2 separate regions of the Homo sapiens genome follow, and region 1 is linked to region 2. Evidence: read pairs that join two places in POLR2A ChIA-PET (ENCODE). Cell type or tissue: PC-9. All regions are shown on one strand. Links, peaks and the distances in the headings refer to the core of each region. The heading gives the core; the rest is flanking DNA. Region 1 overlaps CEACAM19 (CEA cell adhesion molecule 19). Region 2 has its middle 11 kb from the start of IGSF23.

Region 1 (4,387 bases), core at 215-4,214, 79 kb before region 2:
AGTCCACCTCATCGGCCCCACAGCCCCCAATGGCCTTGTCCTGCTGGTCTCAGGTGTGAGGCTCCCAGAGGAGGGCTGGGGCCTTGTCTTCTCCCTGGCTGGCCTGGCCCAGGACCCATCAGGAAGTTGGCACCAGCTGGCAGTAGGGGGCAGGGTCGGGGTTTAGCAGGTCCTGCTTGGGGGGAAGAGAGAACAGAATTATGACTGGGTGGAGGGGGAGAGTCTTGGGGAGACAGAGAGGGACAGAGGATGAGAGACAGCGTGAGATGGAGAGAAACCCGCAGAGAGAATGGAAGAGCAAGGTGGAAAGAGAGTGAGATGCAGAGACAAGAGGTCCTGGAAGAGCCAAGAAATGAGGTGGACACAGTGACAGAGACAAAGAGGCAGGAGAGACAGAGAATGGAGAGAGAGAGAGACAGAGATGCAGAGAAACGAAGACATGTAAAGAGATGCATCTTAGACAAGGCAGCATGAACAAACTGGAAACAGAAAGACAGATTAAAAAGGACACAGCAAGAGAAACTGAGAGAGAGAGAGAGAGAGAGAGAGAGAGTCCAAGAAAGGGGAAGACAGACATACAGACATATGTAGGCCACTGAGAGAGAGAGACAGAACTACAGGGACAGACAGCTGACAGGAGGGGATGGAGAGGGACTGAGCTCTGCGGTGGGGTTTCACTGGGGACCTGACTGGCTGTGTGGCCCCAGGCAATCCCCTGTCCCTCTCTGGGCCTTGTTCCTCCTGTGCAAGTTCAAGGTTTTGGATCCCTTTTGCAAAGAAGGAAATTGCAGCCTTGGGAGGAAAAGGGACTTGCCAGGGTCTCTCAGGGAGGCGGTTTGGGCTTCTTCGAGAGCAGAGACCGTGAGGCTTGGGGGGACGAGGGGAGGAAAGCCCCCAGTTTCAGTTGTCTTGACCCCTCCCCACCCCGGCTTCGGGGCTCCTGGATCCGTGGGATCCCCACCACCCCTCCCAGCTCCCAGCTCCATACCTGGTACTGGTGGTTCTCTGGCTCCGCCTGCAGGTGTGGGGGTGTGGGCAGGGGCTGCAAGGGAAGGACACGGGTGAGTGGGCGCTCGGCACCCCCCACCCTCTAAACTTTGACCTTTGGTGCTAGGACAGTCTCAGATTCCAAGTCCCCATCACCCCTCCCAGACTGTGAGGCCCCTGGGCAGAGGGGATTAGCTTCCTTACACCTCAGTGTTCTCCTCTGACAAATGGGCACTGGGCCCCAGCTTCGTGTGGTATCCAGTGGCCCGTCAACCACTCCATTAACTCTCAGTCTACCCCTGTCAACACCTCTGGTTCTAAGCTCTTAGCCTTAGTGTTTTATGTTTCTCTTATTTTTCACTTTTTTAGAAAAAGACAGGATCTTGCTCTGTCACCCAGGCCAGAGTGCAGTTGTGCAATCACCACTCGCTGCAGCCTCAAACTCCTGGGCTCAAGTGATCCTCCCTCCTCAGCCTCCCTGGTAGCTGTGACTATAGGTGCACACCACCATGCCTAGCTAAATTTTTGTAGAGATGGGGTCTAGCTATGTTCCCCAGGCTGGTCTCAAACTCCCGGCCTCAAGCAATCCTCCCACCTTGGCCTCCCAAAGTGTTGGGATTTACAGGTGTAGAGCCATCATGCCCAGCTAAGTTTCTCTTTTTATTTAATCTAAATAACTTTTTTTTTTTTTGGGATGGAGTCTCGCTCCTGTCGTGCAGGCTGGAGTGCAGTGGCATGACCTCGGCTTACTGCAACCTCCACCTCCTGGGTTCAAGCGATTCTCCTTCCTCAGCCTCCCGAGTAACTGGGATTACAGGCATGTGCCATCACACCTGGCTAATTTTTGTATTTTTAGTAGAGACGGGGTTTCACCATGTTGGCCAGGCTGGTCTCAAACTCCTGACCTCAGGTGATCCACCCACCTTGGCTTCCCAAAGTGCTAGAATTATAGGCGTGAGCCACCACGCCCAGCCTAAATGACTCATTTTTATAAACCTTTCGTTATATATATATAAAACCTCCCCATTATAAAGGTAGTGGCTGCTCAGTGCAGAAAACACAGACAAGTATAAAAGAAAAGAAGATAAAACCCACCCACCAGCCTCCACACCCCGGAGACAAATGCTGCTTCTGTTGTGCTGTTTCCTTCCAGTCTCTTTTCCTTAGGATTTTTAAAAACAGGGAACAATATATAGAGAGTTGAGATTCCCAAACCTGGTGTCAAGATGGCCCAGAGGACCACAGCCAGCTCAGAGAGGAGGCGCCTGTTAGCATTGGCTTCAGGGGAGAGGCTGGGGACGGGACTCACCCGGGCTGGGTTTATGGACCTTGTGTCACTGATGGGGGACACCAGGAGGACTGGAGAGGGCATCACTTCATAGATGTTGTTGTCACCTGAAACAGAGGCCAGGGGAGGTACCAGCTGACACATGGGCCCCACAGGCCACTCTGACTGCCTGTTGACATTCATTTATTTATTTATTCAACTAACATTTGTGCAAACGCTTCTTCTAGCCAAACCCAGTGCTGGGGACACAGTGCTGACCACGACAGTCCCAGGCCTGCCCTTCCAGGACTTACAGTCCAGTGGGGGACGCAGACCAGTCTCCAGAGTGACAACCTGGAGTGTTTAGGGCTGGAGTCGGGGGACTGGGGGCGGGTGGGAGCCCAAGACGGGGTGCCTAAGTAGCCTAGGACTCAGTGAGGGCTTCCTGGAGGAGGGGGCATCTGAGATAGTAGAGAGAAGTGAGTGAAGCTAAGGCAGGAGAGGGTGAGTGCAGAGGTCTGGTGAGAGAGCCAGCTGTGTTTCAGAAACTGTGTTTGATCTGTCTTGTGAAGGGCCTTGAGAACCATGTTAAGGAGACTAAACTTTGTCCCAAGGGCACAGGGGAGCCATGGAGGGCCTTTGAGCAGAGGAGTAACATGATCAGAATTTTAGAAAGACCTTGTCCTGGGATGGGTTGGAGGGGTCTGGAGGCTGGGAGACCAGTGAGGAGCTGGGTGTGGGGGGTCTAGGAGGCTGGTAGTGGCCTGTGGAGGTGGATGGGATCCACTTGCATGATGGGATGGGGATGCTAGCCACTGAGAAGAAGAGAAAAAGCAGGTTTGGGGTGGGTGCCGATGCGCTCAGATTATGTGGGTGAGTTCAGGGGGCCCCAGAGAGGTCTCGGGGCAGGTGCATTGGGAGGTCTCTGAGTGAGGGAGAATAAGCGGGCTTGTGGCTATAGGGGAGAAAGGAGGAGCTGAGAGGAGGGCTAGGTAGTGAGATCTGGGGCTCCCGCCTTACCAGCATCATGAGCAGGGCCCAATTCTGGCTTCTCTGTGGTCGCCATCCTGGGGACACATAGAGGGAATTGATATTAGGATAGAGAGACACTCAGGCGGGGGGAGAGAGACTTAAGAGAAGCTGGAAATCCCACCAGGTCCCTGAAAGCCACATGGTCTCTCCTTCAGAGTGAGCTAGGATGAGGCCTGAACTATCCCAGACTTTTCTTCCATAATCCTCATCCGCAATCCCTCAGTTTCCCTAGCCACCACCTTATGCCAATGAATAGTGTTCCCCAGACATCACCATTTACAGAGATCACCTAAATGATCCTGCTTCATCCACCTGTCTTATGATTTCCTTAATATTTCTCTTTACATAGATTCATTTGAATACCCTTATTTATTTTTTATTTTTTAATTTTTTGAGACAGAGTCTCGCTCTGTTGCCCAGGCTGGAGTGCAATGGCGTGATCTCAGCTCACTGCAACCTCCGCCTCCTGGGTTCAAGCGATTCTCCTGCCTCAGCCTCCCAAGTAGCTGGGATTACAGGTGTGTGCCACCATGCTCGGCTTATTTTATTTTATTTTATTTTAATTTTTTTTTTTGAGACAGAGTCTCGCTCTGTCGCCCAGGCTGGAGTGCAGTGGTGCAATCTCGGCTCACTAAAAGCTCCGCCTCCCGGGTTCATGCCATTCTCCTGCCTCAGCCTCCCGAGTAGCTGGGACTACAGGCACCTGCCACCATGCCCGGCTAATTTTTTGTATTTTTAGTAGAGACGGGGTTTCACCGTGTTAGCCAGGATGGTCTCGATTTCCTGACCTCGTGATCCGCCAGCCTCGGCCTCCCAAAGTGCTGGGATTACAGGCGTGAGGCACCATGCCTGGCCCATGCTCTGCTAATTTTGTATTATTAGTAGAGACAGGGTTTCACCATGTTCATCAGGTTGGTCTCGAACTCCTGACCTCAAGTGATCCACCTGCCTTGGCCTCCCAAAGTGCTGGGATTACAGGCATGAGCCACTGCACCCGTCCTGAATACCCTTAATTTTAAAAGTACACTGGAACCAAGTGAAATGGCTCATGACTATACTCCCAGCACATTGGGAGACCAAGGTAGGAGACTTTTTTGAGGC
Region 2 (4,387 bases), core at 204-4,203:
AGGTGGGATAACTGAAAGTGGTGGGGGAGGGGCTTCCATATAGGTCGATTGAAAAATTTTTCTATTGGCAATTGGTTGAAAGAGTTATTATCAATAGAAAGGACTGTCTGAGTTATGATAAGAGGTTGTGGAGACCAGAGTTTTATGATGCAAATGAAGCCTCCAGGTAGCAGCCTTCAGAGAGAATGGATTGTAAATGTTTCTTATCAGACTTCAGGTCTGTGTCGATGTTAAATGCTGGTCTGTTTTTCCTGAACTCCAAAAGGGATGCGGCCATAATGAAGCACTCATACAGGAGCTAGAAAGAAATTGTTTAGGCAGATAGTAAGGGCAACAGAGTCTGTGGTGGAATTTCCCTTTTAACAAAAAGCCGCCCCAAAGTCACGTCTTTTATACAAAGAGCATCCTGAAAAACTGAGCTGTAAACATAGATAACCAAAGTAGTGGCTCGCTTGGGTGAATGCCGGCAGCTGTGCCAATAGAATAGGGCTACCTGGAGGCCAGGTATGTTCAACATGGAGGCTTTATCCTCCCTTTTCTTTGTCACCACATGTACAGTAAAAAAAAAGCAGGCAACATGGCACAGGCCAGGTAGACAGCCCATCTGCATAATAAAAGATTGGGGTGGGGTGGCCAGCTTTTTCAGGAGCTATGCAAAAGGCACACCTAACCCTAACCAGCTCTTTGCATGCTATACAAATGGCACACCTGGTTCGACCAATATTTTGTGCCCTATGTAAATCAGACACTGCCTTTTCAAACTCATCTATAAAACCTCCTGCACTTCACCATGGACCGGAAAACCCTCTTGGGACCCCCCTCTCTCTGCAGAAGACAGCAAAATTTTCTCTTTATTTCACCTATTAAACCTCTGCTCCTAACCTCACTCCTTGTGGGTCCACATCCTTGATTTCATTGGCTTGAGGCAACGAATCTCGGGTATTACCCAAGACGAACAACCCTGCTTCAGCACATCCAACCCCAACCCCCATCCCACCCGTCATGGGCTGAACCAGTCTTTCAGGTTAAATTTGGAGTGGCCTGGCCAAGGAGGGAGTCCGTTCAGATGGTTTAGGTGTGTGGTAGGTGGCGGCTTTGAGTTGTATTTTTGGTTTACAAGCTCAGCATCATAGGGATAGCAGAGAACAAGATGGAAGAGCACAGACTCATGATACCCTCACAAAGCAGAACTGCATACCAGCTAGGACTGTTACAGGAGAGAGAAATTCATTTCTATGGAATTTAAGCCATTGCTATTTTTAATCTATCACCAGCATCCAAACTTACATCCTATGTTGATATTTAGATTGGAGGCGACAGGAAGCAAAGGAGGTGATGACAAACCCATTGGGCTACACAGCTTGGCCACATTCCCTGATATTGCGTATTGCTTAGGAAATACTGATGACATGCTGATCTGTCTCTCTCTCTCAGTTGGTTCTGACTTCTGGCCAGGACTAAGGATGTCATTTGTTGATGAAAAAAGCTAAACTCTAAAATATTTGAAAATATTTATTCTTAGCCAAATGTGAGGACCATGACCTATGACACAGCTTCAGGAAATCCTGAGAATGTGTGCCCCAGATGGTTGGATTACAGCTTGATTTTGTACATTTTAGGGGGACAGAAGTTACAGGCAGACATCAGTCAGTACACGTAAGGTATACGCTGATTCAGCCCAGAAAGGTGGGACAACTTGAAGTGGGGCAGAGGGGTTACAGGTCATAAATGGATTCAAAGATTTTCTGATTGGCAATTGGTTGAAAGAGTTAAGTTATCATCTCAAGACCTGGAATCAATAGAAAGGAATGTCTGGGATAAGATAAGTTGTTGTGGAGACTAAGGTTCTTTTTTTTTTTTTTTTTTTTTTTGAGACAGAGTCTTGCTCTGTTGCCCAGGCTGGAGTGCAGTGGCGTGATTGCGATCTCGGCTCACTGCAACCTCTGCCTCCCAGGTTCAAGCAATTCTCCTGCCTCAGCCTCTTGAGTAGCTGGGATTACAGGCACCCGCCACCAATGTCTGGCTAATTTTTTATATTTTTAGTAGAGATGGGGTTTTGCCATTTTGGCCAGGCTGGTCTCGAACTCCTGACCTCAAGTGATCTGCCTGCCTTGGCCTCCAAAAGTGTTGGGATTACAAACGTAAGCCACCACACCCGTTTAGATTTTTTTTGAGATACCACTGAAACAGTGTCATTGCCTGGGGTAAATACCCGAGATTCGCTGTCTCACAGCCACAGAAAACTAGGACATGGACCACCAGAGTAAGATTAAGAGGGGAAGTTTAATAGGTGAAAGAAAGAGAAGAGCTCTCTGCACAGAGAGGGGTTCTGGAGAAAATAGGTTGCCACTTTGGCAGTGAAATGCAGAAGGTTTTATAGATGAGATTGAGGAGGCTGTGTCTGATTTACATAGGACACGAAAGATTGGTCGGACCAGGTGTGCCATTTGCATAGCACATGATGAACTGGTTAGGACTAAGTGTGCCGTTTGCATAGCGCGCAAAGAAGCTGGCTGCCCCACCCAGCTTCATTATGCAGATGGGTTGTCTACCTGGCCAGTGCCATGTTGCCTGCTTTTTTTTTTTTAACCGCACATGTGGTAACAAACAAAAGGGAAGATGGAGCCTCCAGGTTGAACATACCTGGCTTCCAGGTAGCCCTTTTCTATTGGCACAGCTGCCAGCATTCACCCATGCAAGCTTCCAGCTTGCTTATCTATGTCTGCAGCTCAATTTTTCAGGCTGCTCTTTGTTTAGAAAAGAAATGATTTTGGGGCTGCTTTTTGTTAAAGAGGAATTCCACCAAGGACTCTGTTGCTCTTACTATCTGCCTAAATAATTTCTTTCTATCTTCTGTATCATCACCAGTGTGTTTTGAGAGGCTCTTGCCTGTGTGAATTCAGCAAGCCCTGCAGAGGTCTGGAGCCGACAATTCCAGTTAGCAGCAACAGCAGCAGCTTTTTGATTCCCCACCTGCCTGTGATGGTGGAGACAGCAGCTCCTCTGATGGGTCACTTTCGCAGCTTCAGATCATCGTGGGGTACTAATGGAGTCAGAGTCCTTTCTCTTTTCCATCATAGAACAGTCAGATGTCTTTCCCAGGGATGGATCTGTCCCCTTCGCCTTCTGAGAAATTGAATTAGGCCAGGTGCAGGGGCTCACACCTGTAATCCTAGTGCTTTGGGAGGCCAAGGTGGGAGGATTGCTTGAGGCCAGGAGTTCCTGACCAGCCTGGGCAACATAGTGAGACTCCATCTATTTTTTTAAAAAGTTAGCTAGGCAGTTAGCTAGTGCCTGTAGTTCCAGCTACCAGGAGGCTGAGGTGGGAGGATTGCTTTAGCCCATGAGTTCCGGGCTGCCGTGAGTTACGGTTCCTGTCACTGCACTCCAGTCCCAGCCATTCCCAGGAGACAGAGTGAGACCCTGTCTTTAAAAAAATAAAAAAAGTAAAAAACAACAAAAAAAAGAATTTAAGTTAATTCAATCTTCAATCAAATCAGAAGCACATGAATGTCCTAACACCAGACTGACCCCTGAAATATCTTAGGAAACACAAGTGCAATAGTATTCCAAATGAAAGCAATTTTCTCATCTTGCTGTTTTCAGCCACCATCCATATATCAGCATGAAGGAAAATATTCATTTAAATGAGACAAGACTGTTACATTATCTATATGTTTTAATAAAAATTTCTAGCAGAGTCCTGGGTGGTCTTTTTAGCTCTATGAGGGTAGGGGAAGGGAGAATGGCCAATGAAAACTCATAATTCTTTGTACTTTTTAGGAAAAAGGAGTGTCATTACCAGGAATAACAAATTAGAAATGAAGACAATCAGCCCAGCTTTGGGAAGTTAGAGGTGGCTCTTGCAGGATGCAGCAAGAGCAGTCTCTGAAGTCTGGGTGTCTTATAGGACTCCTTTGTGAGAACCACATTTACAAGGAAGGTTTTATGAGGGAAAGAGTGTCTGCTTTTCTATAGTTGCAGAAGAGAGAATGATTTTCTCCTTTTTATGCTGCTGAGATTTTTATTTCCAGGAGTTACAACAGCCCAGAGTTTCAAGGCAAAATCTTGCAATCACATTTTTTGGTATTGAGAGGAGAACAAAGCAGCAGCTCTAATACGGTAAAAATGTGACAACATGGGAAAGAAATAGGAGTAACAGGATTACTAATAAATAGAAGATGATGCATGCAGCGTTTTGCATCCCCAAGATGAATAAACAAAGTAGGAAAGAAAAGTGCCAACTTCGGTTGTGCTGTGCTAGGACGCCTGAGAATCTGGGCCAGTCATTTGGACTCAAGAATCTGTCACTTTCAGCTGTATCTCATTCAAAGGTTAATGGTGACATTAGGTTTTCCCATATCTTGGAATAATATCCACATCTGCC

What was found. ChIA-PET counts read pairs that join two places held together with the same protein. Peaks named below come from ENCODE experiments on the same cell type or tissue, not always from the same donor. Only the 100,000 strongest peaks of a DNase experiment are listed, where the experiment ranks them.
Region 1: POLR2A ChIA-PET joins it to region 2 with 5 read pairs; 6 of 35 experiments call an interaction of 5 or more read pairs at or near these places.

What each region holds. Positions count from the first base shown.
Region 1 is chr19:44,679,222-44,683,608 of GRCh38, reverse strand. CEACAM19 (CEA cell adhesion molecule 19) reads right to left here. Exons shown (of 8, transcript NM_001127893.3): 5 at 3,275-3,321; 6 at 2,297-2,382; 7 at 989-1,042; 8 at 1-172. The coding sequence ends at 119. Among named protein-coding and RNA genes, the nearest start is that of CEACAM19, 9.9 kb to the right of the region's middle. In PC-9, for the core only: no CTCF peak of the experiment used is centred there; no DNase peak of the experiment used is centred there.
Region 2 is chr19:44,600,386-44,604,772 of GRCh38, reverse strand. No RefSeq gene overlaps it. Among named protein-coding and RNA genes, the nearest start is that of IGSF23, 11 kb to the left of the region's middle. In PC-9, for the core only: no CTCF peak of the experiment used is centred there; a DNase peak (open chromatin) is centred at 2,502.